Linked DNA regions of Homo sapiens: region 2 is linked to region 1. A link is an interaction called in ENCODE POLR2A ChIA-PET data of the cell type or tissue named here. Cell type or tissue: OCI-LY7. All regions are shown on one strand. Links, peaks and the distances in the headings refer to the core of each region. The heading gives the core; the rest is flanking DNA.

What was found. Peaks named below come from ENCODE experiments on the same cell type or tissue, not always from the same donor. Only the 100,000 strongest peaks of a DNase experiment are listed, where the experiment ranks them.
Region 2: POLR2A ChIA-PET joins it to region 1 with 5 read pairs; 7 of 35 experiments call an interaction of 5 or more read pairs at or near these places.

Annotation. Positions count from the first base shown.
Region 1 is chr18:9,153,502-9,168,800 of GRCh38, reverse strand. The region is part of intron 1 of ANKRD12 (ankyrin repeat domain 12); the gene reads right to left. Among named protein-coding and RNA genes, the nearest start is that of ANKRD12, 24 kb to the right of the region's middle. In OCI-LY7, for the core only: no CTCF peak of the experiment used is centred there; no DNase peak of the experiment used is centred there.
Region 2 is chr18:9,075,919-9,091,217 of GRCh38, reverse strand. No RefSeq gene overlaps it. Among named protein-coding and RNA genes, the nearest start is that of NDUFV2, 19 kb to the left of the region's middle. In OCI-LY7, for the core only: no CTCF peak of the experiment used is centred there; a DNase peak (open chromatin) is centred at 8,337; H3K4me3 peaks cover 662 bases.

The sequences.
Region 1 (15,299 bases), core at 3,831-7,830:
TAAAAGAACTAGAGAAGCAAGAGCAAACACATTCAAAAGGTAGCAGAAGGCAAGAAATAACTAAGATCAGAGCAGAACTGAAGGAAATAGAGACACAAAAAACCCTTCAAAAAATTAATGAATCCAGGAGCTGGTTTTCTGAAAAGATCAACAAAATTGATAGACCACTAGCAAGACTAATAAAGAAGAAAAGAGAAAAGAATCAAATAGACGCAATAAAAAATGACAAAGGGGATACCACCACCGATCCCACAGAAATACAAACTACTATCAGAGAATACTATAAACACCACTATACAAATAAACTAGAAAATCAAGAAGAAATGGATGAATTCCTCGACACATACATCCTCCCAAGACTAAATCAGGAAGAAGTTGAATCTCTGAATAGACCAATAACAGGCTCTGAAATTGAGGCAATAATCAATAGCTTACCAATGAAAAAAAGTCCAGGACCAGATGGATTCACAGCCGAATTCTACCAGAGGTACAAGGAGGAGCTGATACCAATCCTTCTGAAATTATTCCAATCAATAGAAAAAGAGGGAATCCTCCCTAACTCATTTTATGAGGCCAGCATCATCCTGATACCAAAGCCTGGCAGAGACACAACAAAAAAAAGAGAATTTTAGACCAATATCTTTGATGAACACTGATGCAAAAATCCTCGATAAATTACTGGCAAACCGAATCCAGCAGCACATCAAGAAGCTTATCCACCATGATCAAGTGGGCTTCATCCCTGGGATGCAAGGCTGGTTCAACATATGCAAATCAATAAATGTAAGCCAGCATATAAACAGAACCAAAGACAAAAACCACATGATTATCTCAATAGAGGCAGAAAAGGCCTTTGACAAAATTCAACAACCCTTCATGCTAAAAACTCTCAATAAATTAGGTATTGATGGGACGTATCTCAAAACAATAAGAGCTATGTATGACAAACCCACAGCCAATATCATACTGAATGGGCAAAAACTGGAAGCATTCCCTTTGGAAACTGGCACAAGACAGAGATGCCCTCCCTCACCACTCCTATTCAACACAGTGTTGGAAGTTGTGGCCAGGACAATCAGGCAGGAGAAGGAAATAAAGGGTATTCAATTAGGAAAAGAGGAAGTCAAATTGTCCCTGTTTGCAGATGACATGATTGTGTATCTAGAAAACCCCATCGTCTCAGCCCAAAATCTCCTCAAGCTGATAAGCAACTTCAGCAAAGTCTCAGGATACAAAATCAATGTACAAAAATCACAAGCATTCTTAAACACCAATAACAAACAAACAGAGAGCCAAATCATGAGTGAACTCCCATTCACAATTGCTTCAAAGAGAATAAAATACCTAGGAATCCAACTTACAAGGGATGTGAAGGACTTCTTCAAGGAGAACTACAAACCACTGCTCAATGAAATAAAAGAGGATACAAACAAATGGAAGAACATTCCATGCTCATGGGTAGGAAGAATCAATATCATGACAACGGCCATACTGCCCAAGGTAATTTATAGATTCAATGCCATCCCCATCAAGCTACCAATGACTTTCTTCACAGAATTGGAAAAAACTACTTTAAAGTTCATATGGAACCAAAAAAGAGCCCGCATTGCCAAGTCAATCCTAAGCCTAAAGAACAAAGCTGGAGGTATCACACTGCCTGACTTCAAACTATACTACAAGGCTACAGTAACCAAAACAGCATGGTACTGGTACCAAAACAGAGATATAGACCAATGGAACAGAACAGAGCCCTCAGAAATAATGCCGCATATTTACAACTATCTGATCTTTGACAAACCTGAGAAAAACAAGCAATGGGGAAAGGATTCCCTATTTAATAAATGGTGCTGGGAAAACTGGCTAGCCATATGTAGGAAGCTGAAACTGGATCCCTTCCTTACACCTATACAAAAATTAATTCAAGATGGATTAAAGACTTACATGTTAGACCTAAAACCATAAAAACCCTAGAAGAAAAGCTAGGCAATACCATTCAGGACACAGGCATGGGCAAGGACTTCATGACTAAAACACCAAAAGCAATGGCAACAAAAGCCAAAATTGACAAATGGGATCTAATTAAACTAAAGAGCTTCTGCACAGCAAAAGAAACTACCATCAGAGTGAACAGGCAACCTACAGAATGGGAGAAAATTTTTGCAACCTACTCATCTGACAAAGGGCTAATATCCAGAATCTACAATGAACTCAAACAAATTTACAAGAAAAAAACAACCCCATCAACAAGTGGGTGAAGGATATGAACAGACACTTCTCAAAAGAAGACATTTATGCAGCCAAAAAACACATGAAAAAATGCTCATCATCACTGGCCATCAGAGAAATGCAAATCAAAACCACAATGAGATACCATCTCACACCAGTCAGAATGGCAATCATTAAAAAGTCAGGAAACAACAGGTGCTGGAGAGAATGTGGAGAAACAGGAACACTTTTACACTGTTGGTGGGACTGTAAACTAGTTCAACCATTGTGGAAGTCAGTGTGGCGATTCCTCAGGGATCTAGAATTAGAAATACCATTTGACCCAGCCATCCCATTACTGGGTATATACCCAAAGGATTACAAATCATGCTGCTATAAAGACACATGCACACGTATGTTTATTGCGGCACTATTCACAACAGCAAAGACTTGGAACCAACCTAAATGTCCAACAATGATAGACTGGATTAAGAAAATGTGGCACATATACACCATGGAATACTATGCAGCCATAAAAAATGATGAGTTCATGTCCTTTGTAGGGACATGGATGAAACTGGAAACCATCATTCTCAGCAAACTATCGCAAGGACAAAAAACCAAACAGTGCATGTTCTCACTCATAGGTGGTAATTGAACAATGAGAACACTTGGACACAGGAAGGGGAACATCACACACCAGGGACTGTTGTGGGGTGGGGGGAGGGGGGGAGGGATAGCATTAGGAGATATACCTAATGCTAAATGATGAGTTAATGGATGCAGCACACCAACATGGCACATGTATACATACGTAAAAAACCTGCATGTTGTCCACATGTACCCTAAAACTTAAAGTAGAATAATAATAAAATAAAAAAATAAAAATAAATAAAAAAAGGAGGGAAATTCTGACACATGTCATGTACAGCATGGAAGAACACTGAAGACATTATGCCAAGTGAAATAACCCAGTCACAAAAGGACAAATACTATATGATTCCACTTGTGTGAAGTACTTAGAATAGCCAAATTCATAGATATAAATTAGGATGGTGGTTGCCAGGGGCTCAGGGAGAGGGAATGCAGAGTCAGTGTTCAATTGGTATGAAGTTTCAGCTTGGGATGACGAAAACATTCTGATGAAGAACAGTGGTGATGGTTGCATGACAATGTGAATGTACTTAATGCTACTGAACTGTACACTCAAACACAGCTAAAGTGCCAAATTCTATGTTATGTATATTTTACCACAATAAAAAAGGCATTGCCCCCCGCCAAAAAAAGAAATCCATTTCACATGCAAAGACACACATAGGCTCAAAATAAAGGGATGGTGGAAAACTTACCAAGCAATGGAAAACAGAAAAAAGCAGGAGTCGCAATCCTAGTTTCTGACAAAACAGACTTGAAAACAACAAAGATCAAAAAAAGACAAACGACATCACGTAATGGTAAAAGGTTCAGTTCAACGAGAAGAGCTAACTATCCTAAGTACATATGCAACCAATACAGGAGCACCTAGATTCATAAAGCAAGTTCTTAAAGACCTACAAAGAGACTTAGACTCACACATAATAATAGTGGGAGACTTTAACACCCCACTGACAATATTAGACAAATCATAGAGACAGAAAATTAACAAAGATACTCAGGACCTAAATTCAGCTCTGGATCAAGCAGACCTGACAGATATCTACAGAACGCTCCACTCAAAAACAACAGATTATATATTCTTCTCATTGCCACATGGCACTTACTCTAAATTTGATTACATAATCACAATTATTAATAAAACACTCCTGAGCAAATGCAAAACGACTGAAATTACAACAAACTCTCTTAGAACACAGCACAATCAAATCAGAACTCAAGACGAAGAAATTCACTCAAAACCACATAACTACATGTAAACTGAACAACCTGCTCCTGAATGACTCCTGGGTGAATAAAATTAAGGCAGAAATCAAGAAGTTCTTGGAAACGAATGCAAAGAGACAACGTACTAGAATCTCTGGGATGCAGCTAAAACGGTGTTAAGAAGGAAATCTATAGCACTAAATGCCCACATCAAAAAGCTAGGAAGATACCAAATTAACAACCTAATGTCACAACTAAAAGAATTAGAGAACCAAGAGCAAACAAACACCAAAGCTAGCAGAAGACAAGAAATAACCAAGATCAGAGCTGAACTGAAGGAGACAGACACACAAAAAAATCAAGTTGGTTTCACCCCTGGCATGCAAGGTTGGTTCAACATACACAAATCAATAAATGTAATTCATCACATACACAGAACTAAAGACAGACACCACATGATTATCTCAACAGATGCAGAAAAGGCCTTCAGAAAATTCAACATCCCTTCATGTTAAAAACTCTCAATAAACTAGGGACTGAAGGAACATACCACAAAATAATAACAGCCATATATGACAAACCCACAGCTATTATCATATTAAATGGCAAAAGCTGGAAGCATTTCCCTTGAAAACCAGCACAAGACAAAGATGCACTGTCTCACCATTTCTCACAGTATTGGAAGTTCTGGCCAGGGTAATCAGGCAAGAGAAAGAAATAAAGGCATTCCAATAGGAAGAGAGAAAGTCAAATTACCTTTGTTTGCAGAAGACATGATCCTATATCTAGAAAATCACATTGTCTCGGCCCGAAAGCGTCTTAAGCTGATAAGCAACTTCAGCAAAATCTCAGGATACAAAATCAATGTGCAATAATCACTACCATTCCTATACAGCAACAACAGGCAAGCAGAGCGCAAATCATGAATGAATTCCCATTCATAATTGCTACAAAGAGAATAAAATACCTAGGAATACAACAAGGGAGGTGAAGGACCTCTTCAAGGAGAAGTACAAATCACTGGTCAAGGAAATAAGAGAGGACACAAACAAACGGAAAAACATTCCATGCTCATGGACAGGAAGAATCAATATTGTGAAAATGGCTATACTGCCCAAAGTAATTTATAGATTCAATGCTATTCCCATTAAACTACCATTGACGTTCTTCACAGAATTAGAAAAAAAACTACTTTAAAATTCATATGGTACCAAAAAAGAGCCCGTATAGCCAAGACAATCCTAAGGAAAAAGAACAAAGCTAGAGGCATCATGTTACCAGACTACAGGGCTACAGCAACCAAAACAGCAAGGTACTGGTACAAAAACAGACACACAGACCAATGGAACAAAACAGAGAACTCAGAAATAAGATGGCACACCCACAATCATCTGACCTTTGACAAACCTGACGAAAACAAGCAATGAAGAAAGGATTCCCTATTTAATAAATGGTGTTAGGAGAGCTGGGTAGCCATATGCAAAAAAATTGAAACTGGATCCCTTCCTTACAATTTATACAAAAATTATCTCAAGATGGATTAAAGACTTCAATGTAAAACCCAAAACTATAAAAATCCTAGAAGAAAATCTAGGCAATACCATTCCAGACACAGGCACAGGCAAAGATTTCACAATGAAAACGCCAAAAACAATTGCAACAAAAGCAAAAATTGACAAATGGGATCTAATTAAACTAAGGAGCTTCTGCACAGCAAAAGAAACTATCATCAGAGTGAACAGACAACCTACAGAATTGGAGAAAATTTTTGCAATCTGTGCATCTGACAAACATTTAATATCCAGAGTCTACAAGGAACTTAAATTTATAAGAAAAAAACAACCAACCCCATTAAAAAGTGGGCAAAGAACATGAACAGACACTTTTCGAGAAAAGAATTCATGCAGCCAACAAACATGAAAAAAAACTCAATATCACTGATTAGAGAAATGCAAATCAAAACCACAATGAGATACCATCTCATGCCAGTCAGAATGGCGATTATTAAAAAGTCCAGAAACAGACGCTGGCGAGGTTGTGGAGAAAAAGAAATGCTTTTACACTGTTAGTGGGAGTGTTAGGAATTAGTTCAACTATTGTGGAAGACAGCGTGGCGATTCCTCAAAGATCTAGAGGCAGAAATACCATTTGACCCAGCCATCTCATTACTAGGTATATACCCAAAGGAATATAAATCATTCTATTACAAAGATACATGCATGTGTATCTTCACTGCACCACTCTTCACAATAGCAAAGACATGGAATCAACCCCAATGCCCATCAATGATAGACTGGATAAAGAAAATGTGGTAAACATACACCACAGAATACTATGCAGCCATAAAAAGGAAAGAGATCATGTCCTTTGCAGAGACATGGATGGAGCTGGAAGCTGTTATCATCCTCAGCAAACTAACACAGGAAAAGAAAACCAAACACCACATGTTCTCACTTATAAGTGTGAGCTCAACGATGAGAACACATGGACATATTGGGGTGGGGGGGGACAAACACACTGGGGCCTTTAGGAGGGAGGGGTTGGGGGAGGGATAGCATCAGGAAGAATAGCTAATGGATGCTAGGCTTAATACCAAGGTGATGGGTTGATCTGTGCAGCAAACCACCACGGCATATGTTTACCTAGGTAACAAACCTGCACATACTGCACATGTACCCCATAACTTAAAAGCTGAAGGAAAAAAAATTGGCTGGGTGTGGTGGCATGCCCCTGTAGTCACAGCTACTCAGGAGGCTAGAGCAGGAGGATGGCTTGCACCCAGGAGTTTAAAGCTGCAGTGAGCTATGATTGTGTCACTGCACTCCAGCCTGGCAACAGAGTGAGACCCTGTCTCTAAAAAACGTTATAAATAAATAAATAATGTAGGTAAATGTTCTCACTGCAACAAAATATATGAGAGATAATGAATGTGTTAATTAGCTTGGTATAATCATTCCATATATATATATTTTATATATATATACACACACACACACATCAACATATCACATAGTACCCCGTAACTATACACAATTCTTTTTTCTATTAAAAATAAAAAGAGGTCAGGTGCAGTGGCTCACACCTGTAATCCCAGCACTTTGGAAGGCCGAGGCGGGCGGATCACAAGGTCAGCAGATCGAGACCATCCTGGTCTAACTCGGTGAAACCCCGTCTCTACTAAAAATACAAAAAATTAGCCAGGCGTGGTGGCGGGCGCCTGTGGTCCCAGCTACTCAGGAGGCTGAGGCAGGAGAATGGTGTGAACCTGGGAGGCGGAGCTTGCAGTGAGCCGAGATCGCGCCACTGCACTCCAGCCTGGGTGACAGAGCGAGACTCTGTCTCAAAAAAATAATAAAAATAAATAAATAAAATAAAATAAAAACAGAAATAGAGAAAAAAAAGGACAAAAAGGGATCAAAGTTAAAGTCTGTCTACAAATCTTTCACAACTAAGTTTTCAGATATACTTAGTTTTACCATGGCTACATACTGGGCAATAAGTACTCACTCTTTAAGAGCTCAGTTTTACTAAGGTATTGGAGGTCATGGAGAAGGATAGCTTCCCTCTGACTGAACTAAGGTAAGCAGGAGTTTTTAAAAAATTTAAGGAAAACAACAACAACAACAACACACACACACACAGGCCAAGGCAAGAGGATTGCTTGAGCCCAGGAGTTCAAAACTAGCCTAAGCAACATAGTGAGACCTCATCTCTACAAAAACAAAAAACAAAAACTAGGGGAAACCAAGGAGAACAAAATACACCAAAACTGAGTGATGGATGAATACTGACTACAGATTAAATTTACCTGAAATCTAAACACAAATGCAACAGGCTGACAGTTTATAAAATGATTTCTTTCATTTCAACCCTATCTAAACTGACTTTTAAAGACGATCAAATTGTGTTGGCACTGTTTTTAGCTTTGATTAGGTGCTCCTTGATTCATATTAACTGCTTCTAGAACATTACAATTTACTCTCAAATTTAATAAGCTGTTCTTTTAGGCTCATAACACTTGATAACGCAAACTTCCCTGGTTACCAGAAGCAAGAAGAATACTTTTTAAAAAAGATACAGATCCCTAGCTTCATTTTCAGAGCTACTGAATCGGAGTATCTGAGTAGAGTGATAAAAAAACACTTTTTAGAAAGCTCCATCAGTGCTTGCCAGGGGACTGGGAAAATATGGAGTGACTGCTTAATGGTTACAAGGGTTTCCTTTGGGCGATGACAAGTGTTCTGGAATCAGGCAGTGGCAATAGCTGCACATCACTGTGAATATACTAAAAAAACCACTGGATTATATACTTAAAATAGTTTAAGCTGGGCACAGGAGTTCATGCCTATAATCCTAGCACTTTGGAAGCCCAAGGTAGGAGGATCACTTGAGGCCAGGAGTTTGAGACCAGACTGAGCTGGTGAGAACCCATCTCTAAAAAAATTGTTTTTTAATTAGCCAGGTGCCTCAGCACAGTCTGTGGTCCCAGCTACTCAGAAGGCTGAAGTGGGAGGATCACCTGAGTCCACGTAGCTGAGGTTGCACTGAGCTGTGATCACACCTCAGCCTCCCAAGTAGCTGGGACCACAGACCCATGCCACCACACCCAGCTAATATTTTGTATTTTTGGTAGAGACACGGTTTTACCATGTTGCCCAGGCTGGTCTCAAACTCCTGAGCTCAAGTGATCTGCCCACCTCGGACTCCCAAAGTGCGGGGATTACAGGCATGAGCCACCGGGCAAGAGTAACAAATATTTTAAAATGAGCTGCGTGTGGTGGTGGACATCTGTAGTCCCAGCTACTTGGGAGGCTGAGGCAGGAGGATCACTTGAGCCCAGGAGTTTGAGGCTGTGGTAAGCTATGGTCATGACATTGTACCCTAGCCTGGGTGACAGAGCAAGACTCTGTCTCAAATAATTAAAAAAAAAAAATCTGAAACTACTATACATGTATAAAGAAAATGAACAATTAAATATTAATAAATGGATGGTGAAGGGCCAGGCGCAGTGGCTCACGCCTGTAATCCCAGCACTTTGGGAGGCCGAGGCGGGTGGATCACGAGGTCAGGAGATCGAGACCATCCTGGCTAACACGGCGAAACCCTGTCTCTACTAAAAATACAAAAAAAAAAAAATTTAGCCAGGCGTGGTGGCAGGCGCCTGTAGTCCCAGCTACTCGGGAGGCTGAGGCAGGAGAATGGCAGGAACCCGGGAGGCAGAGATTCCAGTGAGCCGAGATTGCGCCACTGCACCCCAGCCTGGGCGACAGAGCAAGACTCCATCTCAAAAAATGAAAATAAAAAAGTAAAAAAATAAATGGATGGCGAATAGAAGCCAGATTTCTTGCTGTTGGGGTGGTAGGTTACAGACAGACAAGTCAGAAGGTGGCTAGAATGTGGTAATGGATTACAGCTGGAAATATGAATATAAACTCTTGTTTACTTTAATACAGACACAAACTTACATATAGAATTATAGATATGTATATAGAATTAGTAATATACACATATATTTCCTTACTATGTCAGCTGGAGAGAATCCACAAGCCGCAACAGCCCAGTAGCAAGAAGCACACCTAAAATGCAGATCTTGGTTATTAACCTTTCTCAGTAAAAGGAGAAATGGCTGATCCTAGGCCAAGGCAGGAAACAAAAGATGAGTCTGGATAATCTTGCACTCCCAGAAAGGAAGTACTCAATAAGTATACATAAATAATAGTGATATGTCAAAGGCATACAGGTGCAAAGTGAAAGGGGTCCCAACAGACAATGCCAGAAAAAAATTGAAAAACAGAATATAGTAGTATTGGATTATAACCCAAGGTATCAACATCTACAAGTCCACACTGATTAGTAAAGTGAATAAATGAGAGACATTGAGTAAGTCTTCCATTAAGAACTAAATGAGAGAGAATGAGTAAGTCTTCCATGAAGAACTGCAGATAGTTTATGCAGACATCTCCTCTCTAGGAGGAAGAGCATGTAAGTGTGGCCTGGGTAGAGTGACTTTCTTCCAAAGAATACAGCATGGAAAGAGGAGAAAAAAAGAGTAACTGTGCTGTAGAGAAACCTGACAAATACTATTATCAGCCAGGTGATCAAGGTTAATGCTAATAGTGCTAAGTCATGTTGATAGTATGTACCCTTGATAAGATGTGATAAAAATGACATTTTACCTCTGTGATCCTCTTCCTCAAAGCCATAACCCCAGCCTAATCATGAGAAAAACTTAAGACAAATTCTAATAGTGGAGCATCCTACACTTACCTCACTGTACTCCTTAACACTGTCAAGTTCATCAAAAACAAGGGAAGTCTCAGAAACTGTCATGCCAAGAGAAGGCTAAGGAGACATGATAACTAAATGTAATGCGGTATCCTGGATGGGACCTTGGAACAGAAAAAGGACATTCAAAAAACTAGGGCAATCTGAATAAAGTATGAACTTTAGTTAACAATCATTTATTAATATTGGTTTTTTATTTGGGACATATGTATCATCCCAATGTAAGATGTTAATAGAGGCAACTGGTATAAAGGTACACAGGAAACCTCTGTACTATCTTCACAGTTTTTCTGTACATCTAAAACCACTCTACTAAAGCAAGAAGTTTATTTTAAAAAGTTTCTCAGGTAACTCTGATGGTTTGGAAGCCATTAAGCAACGACTCCATCCTCTTCAGAGAAAACATCTACATCTCTAGTTACTTTACCTCATATTGACTTTGTGTCACTCACAGCCTTTATCTCTACCTCAAATCCTGCCCCCATCCTGGTTTCACGTCTATATCCCATCTCAGTTTGACCACTTAAGTTCTTTGACTTCTCATGATTAAAAACCTTTTCTACTCCACTTAAGCCACTTACTTTATTTTTGTTTTTCAGAATTTTTGTTAATATCTTTGGTCATTTTTCTGCTGTGGCAATCATTTTCCTATCGATTTGTAAGAGGAAAACCGATGCTGTCATTTTTGTTGCATATTTTTTAGAACTGTGATTAAATATACATAACATACTGAGGCAAAAGAATCGCTTGAACCAGGGAGGCAGAGGTTGCAGTGAGTCGAGATCATGCCACTGCACTCCAGCCTGGGAGACAGAGCAAGACTCCATCTCAAAAAAAAAAAAAAAAATACATATATATATATATACACACACACACACACACACACACACACACACACACCCACACACACCATAAAATTTACCATTTTAACTATATTTAAATACAGATGGTCCTCAGCTTACAATGGTTCGACTTACAATATTTGGACTTTATAAATGGTGCAAAAGTCATACGTACTCACTAGAAACAGTACTTTGATTTTTGAATTTTTATCTTTTCCTAGGCTATTGGTATGTGGTAGTATACTCTCTTGTGATGCTGGGCAGCTCCCAGTCAGCCACACGATGACAGGGGTAAACAACCACGAGATGATCAACACTTTATTATAAAATAGGCTTCATGTTATTTTGTTCAACCGTAGGCTACTGTAAGTATGCTGAGTACATTTACAGAGGCTAGTCTAAGCTATGATGTTCAGTAGACTAGGTGTATTAATGCATTTTTAACTTAATAGTATTTTCAACTATTGTTTAGTTGGGATGTAACGCCATCCTAATTCTAGAAGCACGGTTCAGAGTTCTGTGGCACTGAGTAACATCCACACTGTCATGCAATCATCACTACCATCTATCTCTAGAACTTGATCATCTTCTGTAACTGAAACCCATTTAACAAGAAAACTCATTTCCCACTTTTCCCAGCTCCTGGTAATCACCATTCTTTCTATCTCCATGAACCTACTCTAGGCACTTCGTGCAAGTGCAATCATATGATATTTTTCCTTTTGTGTGACTAGATTATTTCACTTAGCATACTGACTTCAAAGTTCTGACACATGCTGTAGCATGTGTCACAATTTTTTTTCAATGCTCTCTACACAGCCAATACTTTCCTTTTTAAAGCTGAGTAATATTCCATTTACGTATATACCACATTTTGCTGAGTGGATATTGGGCTGTTTCTACCTTCTGGCTATTGTGAATAATGCTGCTATAAACATGGGTAAACAATGCAAATATATTTTTGATGCCTGTAGTTTTCTTGATAAATCCTTCCTTTGCTTTTAGATATAAAGCTTCTCTAGCCAAAGATCAGAATACATTCAATCTTATTTCAACTACTTTTGATGTTTAACTCTTTTCATCCACTTACCTATAATGCCAATTTTTATTTTTAAACCACACTCTTACTCCTTTATATGTTAATAACTAAATCTCTTTTCAGGCTTTCTAGTCTGTTCCACCAATACTCTGTCTTTCCATTCTTGTATCAATACTGTACTGTTTTTATTGTACAGCTTTCTAATACTAATTTTACTCCCTCCTCACCGTTTTTCTTTTTCAAAATTATCTTAATTCTCACCAAATGAATTTCAGAATTAATTATGACAAGGTAAAAATGTTGGCATCTGGGACAAAAAAAATATAAAAATTAAACCATATAAGTATTAGGGGAAAAATCCTTGGATAGAGAAAGCCTTTCCAAAATGTGACATAAAAGTCAAAAGTCTTTTTCTTTTTTTTTTTTTTTTTTGAGACAGAGTCTCACTCTGTTGCCCAGGCTGGAGTGCAGTGGCGTGATCTTGACTCACCACAACCTCCACCTCCCCAGTTCAAGCGGCGATTCTCCTGCCTTAGCCTCTCAAGTAGCTGGGATTACAAGCATGCAATACCATGCACAGCTAATTTTTGCATTTTTAGTAGAGATTCGGTTTCATCATGTTGGCCAGGCTGCTTTGGAATTCCTGGCCTCAAGCGATCCGCCCACCTCAGCCTAAATAAAAATTTAAAATTTCTACAATGTAAACATCATAAACAGAAATCAGAAAACAAGTGAAAACATTTGCAACACATATGAAAAAGAATAATCCAAGAGGTATAACAAATCAGTGAAAAACAGAAAAATTACAAAAAAAATCAGAAGACATGAACAAAGAACAAAAAACACAAAAGTAAACATACAGAAGTATGCAAACTCATTCACAGTTTTGAAACTATAAAATAATGACATGACTTCTCACTTAAAAGTCTGACCAAGATTAAAACTGTTGGCAAGGGTTTGGGAAAACCAGCATTTTAATCCACTGCTGATGGGGATAAAAATTGGGATATATTCTCCTTGGAGAGGTATTTGGCAGAAACCATAAAAATTTAAACGCACAGTCTTCTCTTCTAGTAATTCTACTTCTGGGATTATCCTACAGGTGTACTTACACAAATATGTAAAGATAATATAAAAAGACATTCAAGGAAGTGTTACTAGTATGCCCAAAACACTGGAGGGGAAATCTACATATCCATTTATACCTGGTTAAACAAATTATGGCGCATTTTTATCCTGAAAATTATCTTCAAGCATTTATCCTTTGTGTTACAAACAACCCAATTATACTCTTTTAGTTACTTAAAAATGTACAATTAAATTATTTTTGACTATAGTCACTCTGCTGTGACAGCAAATACTAGGTCTTATTGATTCTTTCTACTTTTTGTACCCATTAACCCTCCCCACTTCTCCAAGAAGCAACTTTCTTATTTTTTAATCTCTTCTTTTCTGAAGAACTTGTAAATATTAGGGGTGCCTCAGCATTTTAGGCTAGGTCTATTTTTATTCACTAAGCCATGGTACCTAAATGTGTGAAGTTAGAAAACCTAATCCAGTCTCATGGCTTTGAATACCACTAATAAGCCACTGATTTCCAACTCTGTATTTCTAGTCCTAGACCTTCTCTAAAACTCCAGATTTGTGTATGTAAATACCCACTTGACATCTTCACATGGATATCTAATAGGCATAACCAAACCAAAAAGGACTACAGAGAACTCTTTTCTGTTAATCTTCTCTATTCCAATAAATGCCACCAACATCCATCCATCACTTAAGCCAGAAATTCAGAAATGCTGATTCCATCTCTAAAATATACCACAAATTAAATTCATGTCTTCCCATCTCACTTGCTACCATCCTAATCCAAGCCACCATCATCTCTTGAATAGACTATTGCAAACACTTCCCAAATATCTTCCTGCTTACATTCTTGTCACCACCTCCACCTTATACACACCCCCATCTTCTACAGGCAGTAGCCAGAGTGTGTGTTGTTGTTGTTTTTTAAGAGACGAGTTTCACTATGTTGCCCAGGCTGGCCTTAAGCTCCTGGGCTCAAGCGATCTGCCCACCTCGGTCGCCCAAGCAGCTAGGAGTACAGGTGTGTGCTTCTGCACCTGACTTGGAGTAATCATTCATTCATTCATTTATTGAGACAGGATCTCGTTCTGTAGCTCAGACTGGAGTGCAGTGGCATGATCATGGTGCACTGCAGTCTCAAGTGATCAATCCTCCCACCTGAGCCTCCCAAGTAGCTGAGACTGCAGGCACATGTTACCACATCCATCTAATTTTTGTATTTTTTGTAGAGACAGGGTTTTGCCATGTTGCCAAGACTGGTCTTGAACTGCTGGGCTCAAGTCATCCTCCTGCCTCGGCCTCCCAAAGTGCTGGGGGATTACAGGCTTGAATCACTGTGCCCAGCCGCAGAGTAATCTTTTAAAACTAAAAATCAAATTATATCACCGCCCTGCTTGAACTTTTTCATTGGTTTCCCATTCAAACTAAGCTATGTGTATACAAAGCAGAATTAATGGAAAAGACACATGAAGAATTTTCAAAACATTTAAAATCCTCTTAGAGCTAGAAGACTGATAACATGCAGAACTAAGTAGTTACAAAAAAGAACCAATACAGAGTATGAACATACATGGGTTGAAATAAAGAACTCTTCAGATTAGGTATATAATAGATAAGCCAAAGAATGAATTAGTGAGCTAGAAGAACAAGTAGAGAAGACAGTCCCAGAAGACATCAGGAAGGGATTAGAAAAAAACAAAATATTAAAAGTTAAGAGACATACAGAAACTAGAAGTGACAAAATCCATACAACAGAATTCCTGTAAAGAAAAGAAAATGAAGAAAACAAAGTACTTGAAAAAAATGACCAATAATTTTTCCATAAAGAGAAGAAAATGGAGAAAACAAAATATTTGAAAAAATGACCAGTAATTTCCCCCAAATAAGAAAAGGTGAAAGAACTCAGATTAAATTGTCTGGAATACATCCTGGGACACACAGTAGGCTCCTGACAAATTCAATATTTGATAAATGAGTAAGTA
Region 2 (15,299 bases), core at 5,893-9,892, 80 kb after region 1:
GACAGAAGTCAGAGAAAACTGTGTGACTTAGGCATCATCACCAGGGATGTTAAGCAGGCTGGCCCATTGCAAGAGCCATGGAGTGTACGTGAGTGTGTGTGCATGCATGTGTTCCAGAGAGGTGGGGTGCAGGGGGTGGGATGGAGAGGTCTTCAGGGTGTCAGGTCATGTTTTCCCTCCTGGAGAATTGGCATTACATCCAGGGTGATGAGAAGAGAGGTTCAAATAATTCCTGCCTAAGGTTTGATGGGTCCTAGAGACGGTGTGAGTTAAAGGGTGAGGACGAAGAAAATAGCCTGACAATGAGAAGAGAAAGGCTGGAAAAGCTGTGGAGTAGAAAGGGTCCAAAGCCAGATTTCAGTGCTGAGGCACTAAACATGCCAAGACCCATGCACCTGGGGCAATAATGACCTCCTGGGCCAGAGTAATATTCACAATGCTGAACTCCTGGTAAGGTTCGGGTGCTAACAAGTTAAGACGGATGCTGGCCAGTATGCCAGTGTTTTCAGCCCTGACTCCAGGGGTCTGCCAGATAGCACCAGGAGTACATATCTGTTGGTGTCCCAGATAGTAATTGCTACATAGAATCTGCTGAATGTTCTATTTCCAGGACTCACACGTATGAGGCTAACTTTGTATTAGGCCTGTTAGAAAAGAGAGGAGGTTACAAAAAACACAGGAGCTTTCTGGGAAATGTGGCTATTTAAATCACAACACTTGCATCAAATGTCCTTAAACTGACCAAGAAATCTAGGAGACAAAATTCTTAAGCTGTACATTTCTCAAACAAACAAACAAATAAAACAAAACAAAAACGACTTTCCATATCTTTGGTCTGACAGATAATATTTTTTAATGATGTAGGCTTCCCAACAGTTTTTAGAATACTGACAAATAAAAGAGTGGCTAACAACTATAAATCAACACAGAGCTCGATTTCCTTCGGCAAAGCTGGAGGAAGGCTTAAGTCATTCCACAAGCCCCATTTCTGTCAGGCAAGGTCCAGTGAAGTCCCAAGGAAGTGACTATGGTTTTGTTGTGGCCTCTTAACCTCCTAAACCCTCCCAGCTCTTAAATGGCAAAAGCCAACATGGTGAAACCCCATCTCTACTAAAAATACAAAAAATTAGCCAGGTGTGGTGGCGGGCGCCTATAGTCCCAGATACTCGGGAGGCTGAGGCAGGAGAATGGCGTGAACCCGGGAGGTGGAGCTTGCAGTGAGCCGAGATCGCGCCACTGCACTCCAGCCTGGGCGACAGAGCGAGACTCCGTCTCAAAAAAAAAAAAAGAAAAGTCAAAAAATATGGGTCACTTTTACTGCTGCAACTGGCTCCAGCTCTAGCCACTCAAACCAAGCCTGCAAGGGGCCTAGTAACACTGGGGAAGTGCAAGTGTTTATTTTTAAGTAAACAACTTTTTTTTTCTGGTTTAATCAAAAAGCCTTTTATAAGGTTTTGTTTTAAACTATATGCAAATATTGTAATCTCTGAAGAATTTAGCAAAGATTTATTTTTTTCTATTTCCAGTCTCTTGACAGACACAGCCTTGCGTAAAAGAAAGCTGATTCTAAGAGCACACAAATCAGCAAACACATTTTAGTGCATAAATTCGACTGTGGAGTTGTACCTTGGTTTCCTAGTTTCTGCTTAAAAAATAATAAAAAGCAGAGTTAGGTGCAGTTTTCAGTAGATAGCCTCCACTGTGTGAACCAAGTCAGATTTCAATTCTTCATCTGAAGGTACTGATTGATGTCGTCAGACGCTTTCCCTGACGTAGATCCCCAATCCAAGGGCCAGCAGGTGAGACAGAAGCAGAGATGGAAGAAACACCTTCAAAAATTCTTTTTAGAAAATACACCCTTTTGGCCAGGTGCAGTGCCTGTAATCCCAGCATTTTGGGAGGCTGAGGTGGGGGGATCACTTGAGCCCAGGGGTTCAAGACCATCCTGGGCAACATAGCGAGATCCTGTCTCTACAAAAAAAAAAAAAAAAAAGGTAGCCAGCCACAGTGGTGCATGCCTGTGGTCCCAGCTACTTGGGAGGCTGGGGCGGGAGGATTGCTTGAGCCTGGGAGGTGGAGGTTGCAGTGATCCATGATCATGCCACTGCACTCTAGCCTGGATGACAGAGGGAGGCCCTGTCTGAAAGAAAGAAAGAAAGAAAGAAGGAAGGAAGGAAGGAAGGAAGGAAGGAAGGAAGGAAGGAAGGAAGGAAGGAAAGAAGAAAAGAAGAGAGAGAGAGAGAAAGAAAGAAAGAAAGAAAGAAAGAAAGAAAAAGAAAGAAAGAAAGAAACACCCTTTCATCATAACACGTGTTGTTCACGCTGAGAGATGCTGTGTGCTTTGTATGTTTGTTTAAAGAAGTTATCTTCTGGGAAGTGCTATGGTTTGAATGTTACCCTTCCAAAATTCATCTTGAAACATAATTCAGATTATGGTTGTATTAAGACTCAGGGTTTTTGGATGTGAGATGTGATAAAGTCATGAGGGCTTCCCCATCAAGATATAGATTCATGCCTTATAAAAGGGGTGGAAGGTACTAGCTTAGGCCCTTTTGCCTCCTATCCATTCCGTTATGTGAGGACACAGTGTTTGTCCACTCTGGAGGATGCAGCAACAAGGCGCCATTGTGGAAGTGGAGACTGGACCTTCAGCAGACACTGAATATGTTGGCACCTTGATCTCGAACTTCCCAGCCTCCAGGACTATGAGAGTAAGTTTCTGTTCTTTACGAATTACCCAGTCTGTGGTATTTTGTTACAGCAGCAGGAACAGACTAAGACAAGGGGATACTTTCAGACCAACTTGACTAATCTGTGTCCAATCTGAGTTTTTCTTCAAAATGCTTTCAACTTCTCTCAATGTGATCTTCCTCAGGCTGAAAGCTGTTTTTTTGCTCCAGTGCGATCAGTGACTATTTTCAGGGTGTCTGTGAGTGAGCTTCATGCTGGGCATCAAGTAATGTTTTTTGCATGTCATGACTGTAAATGGAAATTGAAGTTAGAGCCCTGCTCTATCCCCATGCTTACTAGTGTACAGTTGCACCCACAGGCCCTGCAGGTCCTCCTCCTGCAGCTCCGGAGCTCTGCAGCTCGGTGGTCAGAGGGCAGAGAGGAGGCTTGTCAGGATCTATGGGGAACAGCAGCAAGAGTCTAAACACACCACTGTTATTTTTTGCAATATGCTTTCACTTATTTATTTATTTATTTTTGAGACAGAGTCTTACTCTGTTGCCCAGGCTGGAATGCAGTGGCACAGTCTTGGCTCACTGCAACCTCTACCTCACAGGTTCAAGTGATTCTCCTGCCTCGGCCTCCCTAGTAGCTGGGATTACAGGCACGCACCACCACTCCCAGCTAATTATTGTATTTTTAGTAGAGATGGGGTTTCACCATGTTGGCCAGGCTGGTCTTGAACTCCTGACCTCAGGTGATCCACCTGCCTCGGCCTCCCAAAGTGCTGGGATTACAGGCGTGAATCACCATCCCCAGCTGCTTTTATTTTTTTTAAATAAAAGTGACATAATATTCAGATCAGGTCCATTTTGCTACCTTTTTAAATTACTTTCCTCCACTTTTCTCCCTAGAGACAATAACTAATAGTTTCCTTTAGTATATGATTCTCTTTATTATTTTCTATGTATCCATTATCAATATATATGGTGTTTTTACAATTAAAACAATTTTATCACACTATGGAAATATTTTTGCAACCTGCTTTTTTTTCTTCTCAATGATTTTTTTGGTGATCTTTGTTAATAACATCAGTACCTAGAGACCTGGTTCATGTTTTAAACTGCTGGGGATTTTTTGTTTGCTTTTTCTTGCTCTGTTGCCCAGGCTGGAGTACAGTGGCACAATCATAGCTCACCGCTGCCTTGAACTCCTGCGCCCAAGGGATCCTCCCACCTCAGCCTCCCAAGTAGCTGGGGCTACAGGTGCACACCACCACATCCAGCATCAACTGCTGATTCAATGTTCTTGGGAATTTTCACTTTATTTTTCATTTCCCTATTGATAGACTTGTAGATTGTTTCCAACTTTCTATAGATGTCATCTGTGCAAATATTTGCAAGTTTCTATAGAAAAAGATTTTCTGGGTCATAACATACATTTTTGTTAGGTATCAGTAATTCAATATCAAAATGGCTGTACTAGTTTTCACTCCCACTACTAGAATATGTAAGTTCCTATTTTCTACATCCTTTTCAACATCTCATATTGTCTGGATAAATATTGTAGATAATCAGATGTACATACCATGGTATCTCATTTTAATTTTTTTCTCTAATTACAGTGAGGCTGAGCACACTTTTGTGATTTTGGTGATTTTGTTTTCCTTTTCCGCTTCCTGTTCACATTTTTGCCCATTAAACAAAATTTTTTTTGCTTATTAAACAAAATTTTTTTGCTTATTAATGTTTCCCTTGTAACTAATACTTTGTTATACATGTTATACCTTTTCTTGGTTCTGTGGCTTGTATTGTAACTTCAATTTTAAATTAAGTTTTTAATTTTAGTGTCATCTCTAAAATACAAGCAAATTTATAAATCTTTCCCTTTATAGGCCAGGTGTGGTGGATCAGGCCTATAATCCCAGCACTTTGGGAGGCCAAGGAGGGCAAATCACTTGAGCTCAGGATTTGAGACCACCCTGAGCACCATGGTAAAACCCTGTCTCTACCAAAAATACAAAAAAAAAAAAAAGCCAGGCATGGTGGTGCATGTCTGTGGTTCCAGCTGCTTGGGAGGCTGAGGCAAGAGGATCACTTGAGCCCAGGTAGCAGAGGTTGCAGTGAGCTGACACACTGTGAGACCCTGTCTCAAAAAAGAACTTTTCCTTTATGATTCATGTCTTTTCTGTGTTAAGAAAATTTGCTTAAACTAGTCACAATAACAAAGACATGGAATCAACTGACATACCTATCAACAGTGTATTGTGTAAAGAAAATATGGTACATATATACCATGGAATACTATGCAGCCATAAAAAAGAATGAAATCTCGTTATTTGAAGCAACATGGATACAGCTGGTCATTATCCTAAGTGAATTCATGCAGGAACAGAAAACAAGATACCACATGTTCTCACAAATAGGAGCTAAACATTGGGTACACATGAACATAAAGATGGGAAGGAACAGTAGACACTGAGGACTACTTGATATGGGAGAGAGGGAGGGGGGTCGAGGGCTCAAAAGCTACCTATTTGGTACTATGCTCACTACCCGGGTAATGCGATGATTCATACTATCATGCAATACACTCATATAATGAACCTGCACATGTACCCCTTAATCTAAAATAAAATTTGAAATTGGCTGGGTGTGGTGGCTCACACCTGTAATCCCAGCACTTTGGAGGCAGAGGTGGGGAGATCGCTTGAGTCCAGGAATTCGAGACCACCCTGGGCAACATAGGGACACCCTGTTTCAACAAAAAATAGTAATAATAAAATACCCAGGCCTGGTAGCTCACCACACGCCTAGTCCCAGCTACTCCAGAAAGTAAGGTGGAAGGATTGCGTGGGCCCATGAGGTAGCGGCTGCAGTGAGCTGTGATTGTGCCTCTGCAATCTAGCCTCAGTGACAGAGTGACACCTTGTCTTAAAAGAAGACGTTTTGCTTCATTCAAGGTCATGAAGATAATCTTATAATAATATAAAGTGTTCGTTTTATATATTTTCTACAGTTCTATCTGTAACTTACCTGTGAATAGTGTCCGTTATGGATCTAATATTATTTATTTAAGTATAGGAAGCCAATTTTTTCTATGCAGTTATTTTTACAATGGAAATATCTTTAATGGGTCTTTCTGATGATAGAAGTAATGATCATTGTTAAAATTCAAATAATAATTGGATGGGCATGGTGGCACACACCTGTAATCCCAGCACTTTGGGAGGCCGAGGCTGATGGATTGCTTGAGCTCAGGAGTTTGAGACCAACCTGGCCAACATTGCAAAACCCTGTCTCTACTAAAAATACAAAAATTAGCAGGGCGTGGCTGTGCATGCCTGTAGTTCCAGCTACTCAGGAGGCTGAAGCAGGAGAATCGCTTAAACCCAGGAGGTGGAGGTTGCAGTGAGCTGAGATCACACCACTGCACTTCAGCCTGGGCAACAGAGCAAGACTCTGTCTCAGAAAAAAAAATATATACACACACACACACACACACACACACACACACACACACACACACACAGACACGCACACACACACACACGCACATATATACATACATACATACATATATATATATATATATATATATATATATATATATATGTATGTATGTAGAGAGAGAGAGAGAGAGAAATATATTAAAAATCACCGGAGGCCAGGCATGGTGGCTCACGCCTGTAATCCCAGCACACTTTGGGAGGCCAAGGCAGGCAGATTACGAGGTCAGGAGATCGAGAAGATCCTGGCTAACACTGTGAAACCCCATCTCTACTAAAAATACAAAAAAATTAGCCGGGCATGGTGGCACGTGCCTGTAGTCCCAGCTACTCAGGAGGCTGAGGCAAGAGAATCACTTGAACCCGGGAAGTGGAGGTTGCAGTGAGCTGAGATCACGCCACTGCACTCCAGCCTGGGCAAGAGAGACAGAGCCAGAGCCAGAGACACCCGGAATTACAGGCGTGAGCCACCTCTCCTGGCCACAAGTTTTCTTTCTTTCTTTTCTTTTCTTTTTTTTTTTTTTTGAGACGGAGTCTCGCTCTTGTTGCCCAGGCTGGAGTGCAGTGGCACGATCTTGGCTCACCGCAACCTCTGCCTCCAGGGTTCAAGCAATTATCCTGCTTCAGCTTCCTGAGTAGCTGGGATTACAGGCATGCACCACCATGCCTGGCTAATTTTTGTATTTTTACTAGAGACGGGGTTTCTGCATGTCAGTCAGGCTGGTCTCGAACTCCCAACCTCAGGTGATCTGCCAGCCTCGGCCTCCCAAAGTGCTGGGATTACAGGCATGAGCCACTGTGCCCGGCCCCACAAGTTCTTTTAGTATCACATCTAGTATGCCAGGTACATCTCACTAAATGTTTTCAAATTAAGACCATCAGTATATCCTCTTACAAATAAATTATTTTAAATTTTGTCATAGAAGTATGCAAGGAAAAACAACCAGTTCTTAGAAAAGCATGATATAACTTACTTTCCTAGAATGTGAAACGGGAAATACACGAATTACTCTAATTTGGAGGTTCTACGGAAGGAAGTCATTTATTGCATGTTGCCATCATTGAGAAACAGATGATTATCTTTCTCCTGCACATGAATACCATCTTTCAGTATGTTAATACTTGCCATTCTTCATGAACTTCATAGTTAAATTCTTCCATGTGTACATTAAAATATATTTGATCTGTGAATTAAAAAAATTATCAATACCACACATAGACTACATTTATCAGCCCTTAAGATGAGAGTCCTTTTGTTTTCTGCCCCTAGGTCCACTTTGATGTCAAATGAACACTGATGGGGTTATTCAGTTTTTATGTAGACATCCTACAATAGATACAGTATGGGTTTTTGCAAATATATTGAGTCATTACTCATTTCTCTTCCAAGGTAGTTTAAAATGCTTTAAATGATTATTCAGTATAGAGTTCAGTTATAAATTGTGGTACTGTATGAAGAGATTTGGAAGAGCTATATAAGGATTAAATCCTTCACCTCAAATATAGTGATATAGAGAAGCTAAAAAATAAGATACATGTCTTATAATTTTGCCTTGTCTCAGTTCTGTGTCTTCCCCTTTTGACACAACCTAAAACCAAATTGCCAAGAAAAGGAAACAACTACCAAAAAGCACAGCTGGTGCGTTAGTGGGACTGAATTCACGGCACCAGTCACTCATGAATTTGTGTAGACACAGGTGGATCTGAAGGACTTCTCTTCAAGGCACATGCAGTTTAGCCAGGCACTGACCAGCTCCAAATTCTCCTTGACCACTTGCTACCTGAATACTCAAGGCCCACTTGCTGCTCAATCCAAAATTCACTCAGGCCACTAGACTGTTCTACTACCTTAACATGTTAAGTTTGGAAAGCTGTTTTCCTCGAGAACACTCCCAAGGAGAAGAGCAAATACTGCTCATATGTGTTTCTGAAACAACTTCAAGCGGCTTTTAGCAGGCAAAAATTTTCCATCGTGTGGGTGTTTTTGGTGCCATCTGAGAGATACTGTGGTTTTCAACCAGCTTGGTGCTATTACTACAATCACTTTACCTGACCTCTTTCTTTAAACAGGCATAAGACAAGGCTGAGCTCATACTTTCAGGAAAGCCACTCTGCCACCTAAGCAGAACTAACACTGTTAGAAGAGCATGCAAATTGTAATTTAAAAAAATCCATAGGCCAGCAGTTTCTTTTAACCACAGTGGCTTTTCTCCCCCTCCTGCTCATTCTGCTGATATAGCAGCATTGGTGTGCATGGCAAAGCTTTAGCTTTCTGCTCTAATTTGCTGTTCCTCTGATGAGAATTGTGCATTTGAGGATGCTTTGTTTCGTGTGTGTTAAGTGTTGCACATCCAGCTGGATTTTAAGTTTCTGAAGGCATGGACCCCCTCCCTTTTATCCGTCTCTTCTATAGGACCCAATATGGTATTCTATTGTAGGTGCTCAATTATTGTATGTTGAATGAATGTATGATTGAATCAGTGTGTGACTGAACAGATATTTCCAGTCTCCCATTTTATAAACTCAACAGTGCAAACTGGATGGGATTAATTTTAATCAGAAAGAAAGGTGTATGGCAATGCAGAAATAAAATGATGGTGAGAATAAGAAATAAAGATGAGATAAATATAAGAAATATATTTATATATTATAATCAGTTTAATGAGAAATAAAGATGAGAATAAGAAACAGACTAAGGGAGGAGCTAAAGAGTTCACTAATTCCACAGTAAAGGTGGTTTAGATGTGTAGATGACTGAATCTATGCAGTGGAGTATATATATATGTGTGTGTGTGTATACATATAATATGTATATAGATTTAAATACGTATGTATTTATGCGCCAGCATGGGCAACATGTCTCTACCAAAAATACAAATTAGCCAGTCATAGTGACACGTGCCTGTGGTCCCAGTTACTCGGAAGGCTGAGGTGGGAGGATTGCTTGAACCCAAGAGGTGGTGGTTGCAGTGAGCCAAGATTGCATCACTGCACTCCAGCCTGGGTGACAGAGTTGAGACCCTGTCTCAAAAATAAATGAATAAAATAAATAAATAAATATGTATTCATGTAATTATCTGTATACTTTATATATTATATACATATCTACAATGCATGATATATGATGTATGTATATGCATATATATTATATATGTGTATATATGTACGTGTTTGTGTGTATAGATGTGTATATGTGCATACACACACACACACACACACACACACACACATATATATACTTTAAAGAATTTATACCAAAGTTCCTCTTAGAGAACTGTCTTTGTCTGGAAAAATGCCTTGATTAGCCACTTGTGGGTGGAAAGACCCTGGGGCCACTGGATGAAAGAATATAAGATAGCAAAGTTATAGCTAAACCACTCCACATCTAAACATCAACAATAATTTGTGAGTGGGAGTAGAACAGTCAAGAGAAGAGAGGGAGCCGGGCGCGGTGGCTCATGCCTGTTATCCCAGCACTTTGGGAGGCCAAGGCAGGCGGATCACTTGAGGTCAGGAGTTCGAAACCAGCCTGGCCACCATGGCGAAATCCCGTCTCTACTAAAAATATTTAAAAAATTAGCTGGGCATGGTGGCACATGCCTGTAATCCCAGCTACTCAGGAGACTGAGGCAGGAGAATTGCTTGAACCCAGGAGGTGGAGGCTGCAGTGAGCCTAGCTCGCACCACTGCACTCCAGCCTGGGTCAAAGAGTGTAACTTCCAGAAACTGGTCTCAAAAAAAAAATTAAATTAAAAAAATTAATTAAAAAAAAAGAGAGGAGAGGGGAGAAAAATTAAAGATACAGATATGGGATTGTACAAGCCTTTGCCTTGGGAAAGTGGTTTGGGATAAATCAAAGAAAAGAGGTTGAGTTCCAGAACGAGATTGTCCCAGAGCAGAAAAGGATGACAACAGCAGAAGTAGACACCAAGAGAGGCGTGCATTCAGCAAGAGCAGGATTGTGGAACTGGAAGTGAACATGTGTCTGCAAAACCTCAGGAATTAACATAAACCCAGGGAAATAATTAGACCCCTCACAGAGCTTGGGAAGAAGCCTCAAGCAAATTTTAATTAAATCTTAAAAGGTACTCTTATCGGCCGGGCACAGTGGCTCACACCTGTAATCCCAGCACTTTGGGAGGCCGAGGCGTGTGGATCACCTGAGGGCAGGAGTTCGAGACCAGCCTGGTCAACATGGTGAAACCCCGTCTCTACTAAAAATACAAAAATTAGCCAGGCGTGGTGGCAGGCGCCTGTAATCCCAGCTACTCGGGAGGCTGAGACTGGAGAATCGCTTGAACCCAGGAGGCGGAGGTTGCAGTGAGCTGAGATCATGCCATCACACTGCAGGCTGGGGGACAGAGCGAGACTTTGTCTCAAAAAAAAAAAAAAGGTTGCTCTTATCTCAATTTATGTCTCAGAGTTCCTTAAATCCAGATTTAGGGCAAGTAATTTGGAAACCCTCTCTTCCTTCCAACCGATAAGTTTCTAATACTATCTTCTTAAAGCCCAGAGTTACAAAACAAACAAAAGCAATAAAATGAACAAATAAACAAAGCCCACATCCTCTTTCAGGGGTTGTTAGCGATGGATATTTGACCTGGGAAGACATCACAAGCAACCACAGTCCTGATTCCAGTGCCAAATCTGAGCAGGCCCAGCACTCCACACAGAACGTCCCTGATTCAAACTGGTGCCCAACAGGCCTTTCCTCAGTAGCATGGCCAGGTTAGGGCACCAAAGGGTTAAACTGTGACAATGTGGCAGGTTGGTAAAAATGTTCATAACCTGGTATTGAAATCTTTTCACCTTTTTCTCTGGGGCTATTTTAGTTAATACATGAAAATGCCAGGGTAATTGTTACACTTCTCTGATGCAGATGGTTATTGTTCCTGTTTTACAAGTAAGAGAACTTTAACATAAGCTTGCTCAGCATGCCCAGAGCAGGATTCTGAGTGAGGAATTATGATTTCCTAGGCTGGGCTTGGTTCACTGGACACCATTGTCCTCTACAAAGGGTTTATTGTGAAACGTTTACAAAAGCACTTTTAGGAGGAGTTCAATGTCTATTTCTATCTTGGTGAAAATGTGGGTGAATCTGTGTGAGTGGTGGTAGAGTCCCCTTGCAGAAGGGAGAAGGGAATGAACACTGGCTGTGTTCTTACCGTGAGCCCGGGACCAGAGCTCTTTCCTTACGCTCTCTGCACTTTCTGAAAGATAAAGCAGCAGTGACAAACTCTGGGTCGATGTAATATTCTATAACTTAATAGGACACGTGCAAGATACGCATTTGTCAAAAAGCATCAGGCAGGGTGCAGTGGCTCACCCCTGAAATCCTAGCTTTAGTAGGCGGAGGTGGGAGGATCACTTCAGCCCAGGAGTTTGAGACCAGCTTGGGCAACATAGGGAGAATCTGTTTCTACAAAAAATAAAAAAATTAGCTGGGCGTGGTGGCATGTGCCAGTAGTCCCAGCTACTTGGGATGCTGAGGTAGGAGGATCACTTGAGCCTAGGAGGTCAAGGCTGCAGTGAACCATGAGGCACCACTATGCCTGGGTGACAGGGTGAGACCCTGCCTGTAGAAAGAAAGAAAGGGCCGGACATGGTGGCTCACACCTATAATCCCAGCACTTTGGGAGGCTGAGGCAGGCAGATTATGAGGTCAAGTAATCGAGACCATCCTGGCCTATATGGTGAAACCCCATCTCTACTGAAAATACAAAAATTAGCCTAGCGTGGTGGCGCGCGCCTGTAGTCCCAGCTACTCAGGAGGCTGAGGCAGAAGAATTGCTTGAACCCGGGAGGAGGAGGTTGCAGTGAGCTGAGATCACACCACTGCACTCCAGCCTGATGACAGAGTGAGACTCTGTCTCAAAAAAAAAAAAAAAAAAAAAAAAAAAAAAGAAAGAGCATCAAACGGCACAGTTAAGATTTGTGCAGTTTGCTCTTTTTAAATTTTACCCTAAAGGAAAAAGAACTATCAGCTGAGGGCAGTGGCAGTGCCTGTAGTTCCAGCTACTGAGCCTGAGACAGGAGGATTGCTTGGGGAGTAGTTCAAGTCCAGCCTGGGCAACATAGTGAGACCACATCTCCTAAAAGAAAAAGAAAAAGAACCATAAACAGATATTGAATTCTAGTTAATTATATGGATGCTGAAGTGTTTCATTGTGAAATATTATGTTTAAAACTAACTTTGAAATGCATCCAAAAATTAAGATGGATTGATGGACGGTGAGAGGGATGGTTAGATGGATAGAAACGTGATCAAGCAGGTATAATAAAACATTGCTTGTGGAATCCAGGTGATAGACACCTGGGTGCTTATTGTGTAATGCATTCAACTTTTATGTTTGAAAAATTTCCTAATTAAATATTAGGAAAATAGGCTGGGTGTGGTGGCTCATGCCTGTAATCTCAGCACTTTGGGAAGCCGAAGCGGGTGGATTGCCTGAGGTCAGGAGTTGGAGACCAGCCTGACTAACATGGTGAAACCCCGTCTCTACTAAAAATACAAAAAAAACCAGCTGGGCGGCCGGGTGCAGTGGCTCATGCCTGTAATCCCAGCATTTTGGGAGGCCACAGCGGGTGGATCACCTGAGGTCGGGAGTTCAAGACCAGCCTGACCAACATGGAGAAACCCCATCTTTACTAAAAATACAAAATTAGCCAGGTTTGGTGGCACATACCTGTAATCCCAGCTTCTCGGGAGGCCGAGTCAGGGGAATTGCTTGAAACTGGGAGGCGGAAGTTGCAGTGAGCCAAGATGGCACCACTGCACTCCAACCTGGGCAACAGAGCGAGACTCTGTCTCAAAATAAATAATAAATAAATAAATATTAGGAAAATAAAAATGGTACTGATAGTTCCTACTTATCTGGCTGCCACAAAATGTGGGTAAAAGGTCCTCTTGAAAATAAACCAGCTACTCACGGTTGAAATTTCTATAAAGGTATCTTTTCCTTTCTCATGTGCAGTGCTCTCCTCTTTGAACTGCTGTTGAGTGCTTTGCATGCTTTACTCATGAGTAGTGGTCCCAGCTACATTGGGCACTGCTGGCCACTTCCCCCTTATGGAACTTTCTCTTCTCTTGACTCGTTAGACACCACACTCTCCTGGTTCTTCTCCTACCTCTCCGGTAGGTCCTGCCCCAGCTCTTTAACTACTTCCTTCTCCTTTGCCTTTTTTTTTTTTTTTTTTTTTTTTTGTCAGATAGGGTCTCACTTTGTTGCCCAGGCTGAAGTGCAGTGGCGTGATCACAGCTCACTGCAGCCTCGTCCTCCCCTGGCTCAGGTGATCCTCCCACATCAGCCTCTCGAGTAGCTGGGGCTACATGTGTGTGCCATGATGCTTGGCTAATTTTTGTATTTTTAGTAGAGATAAGGTTTCACCATGTTGCCCAGGCTAATCTTGAACTCCTGGGCTCAAGCGATCTTCCCACCTTGGCCTCCCAAAGTGCTGGGATTACAGGTATGACCATGGTGCCAGCAGCCTTTATCTATTTTTAAGAGTAGAAGTTTCTCTGGGCTTGGTTCTGGGTCTTCCTTTCTTTTCATTGTACTCTTTTTCCCGAGATGGTCTCATCAGTTTTCATGAATTTTAGTACCACCTCCCAAAGCAATCAGCTCCAGCATAAGGCTCTCTTTTCAACAACACTCTTACATTCAAGTGCCTCCCTGACATCTCCACTTGAATGTCTCCTAGGCGGCTTGCCCCTAATAAGTCTACGTCTAAGCTCCTGATGATGCCACCTCCCCAGTCACCAAAGCTGTTCCCCTCCTGTTCTGCATCTTCATGAGTGACAAACCCACGCGCTCTTTATCAAGCCACACCTTGGAGGCATGTCCTTCTCCCTCACTCCCCTCACCCCATCCAACACCAAGTCTAGATGTTTCCCTTTCCTGTCACCGCCTCAGCCACTGCCCTAGTGCCGTCACCACCATCTGTCCCTAGAGCATGGCAGGGGCCTCTGCACTGATTTCCCACGCGGACTCCCACTCCATTCTAACCCAATAGAAACTGCCAATGCCATCTTTTAAAAAAATAGGTCTGATTATGTCTCTTCCCTACTTATAACTCAGCAATGGCTTGCCACTGATCTTAGGATAACCACAGAGTACTTAAGATGGGGAGCAAGGCCTCTCTTGCCTGGTCTCTGGCCACACACTCCTTTGCATCGTCTGCTCTGCCCACATGAGCTTTCTTTCAATTCTTCCAACAAACTAAGCATTTTCCTACCTCAGGGCCTTGGTATAGAGGAGTTCCTGTTCTTGAAACCGTTCCTGAAATCTTTCCTTGTAAATCCCTACTCATCATTTGGTCTCAGCTTAAATAATATTTTTATTATTATTATTTTTAGATGAAATCTCACTCTGTCACCCAGGCTGTCGCAGTGGCGTCATCTCGGCTCACTGCAACCTCCGCCTCCCGGGTTCAAGAGATTCTCCTGCTTCAGCCTCCCAAGTAGCTGGGATTACAGGCGTGCACCACTACGCCTGGCTAATTTTTGTATTTTTAGTAGAGATGGGGTTTCACCATGTTGGCCAGGCTGGCTTCAAACTGCTGACCTCAGGCAATCCACCTGCCTCAGCCTCCCAAAGTGCTGAGATTATAGGTGTAAGCCACGAGACGAGCCTAAATGATACTTTTTGAGAAAAACTTCCTGACACACCCCTCCTCCATCCTAATTATGTCTCTTTCCTGCTAGTGTCTCTCATAAAGCCTCTTCTTTTGTTTCCCCGTAGAATTAGTAATTATGTGTCTTTGTGCTTTTTTATGTAATGTCTCTCTCCTGCTAGACTCCAAACTCCACGTAGGCAGGGAGCCTGTCTGCTGCTCTCAACTTTGGACTCAGCATCGAACATAGTCCCTGGTGCTTAGAAGATGCTCAACAAATACTTCACAATTGAATGAACACATGGCTATGCTGTCATAGAATTTGAAAGGTAATGGACAATGTGATAAATGAATATGGCATTAGGATTTAGCATGGGCTGGAAGCAGAGGCTCAAACCTATAATCCCAGCACTTTGGGAGGCTGAGGCGGGCAGATCACTTGAGCCCAGGAGTTCGAGACCAGCTTGGGCAATATGGTGAAACCCAGTCTCTACAAAAAATACACAAA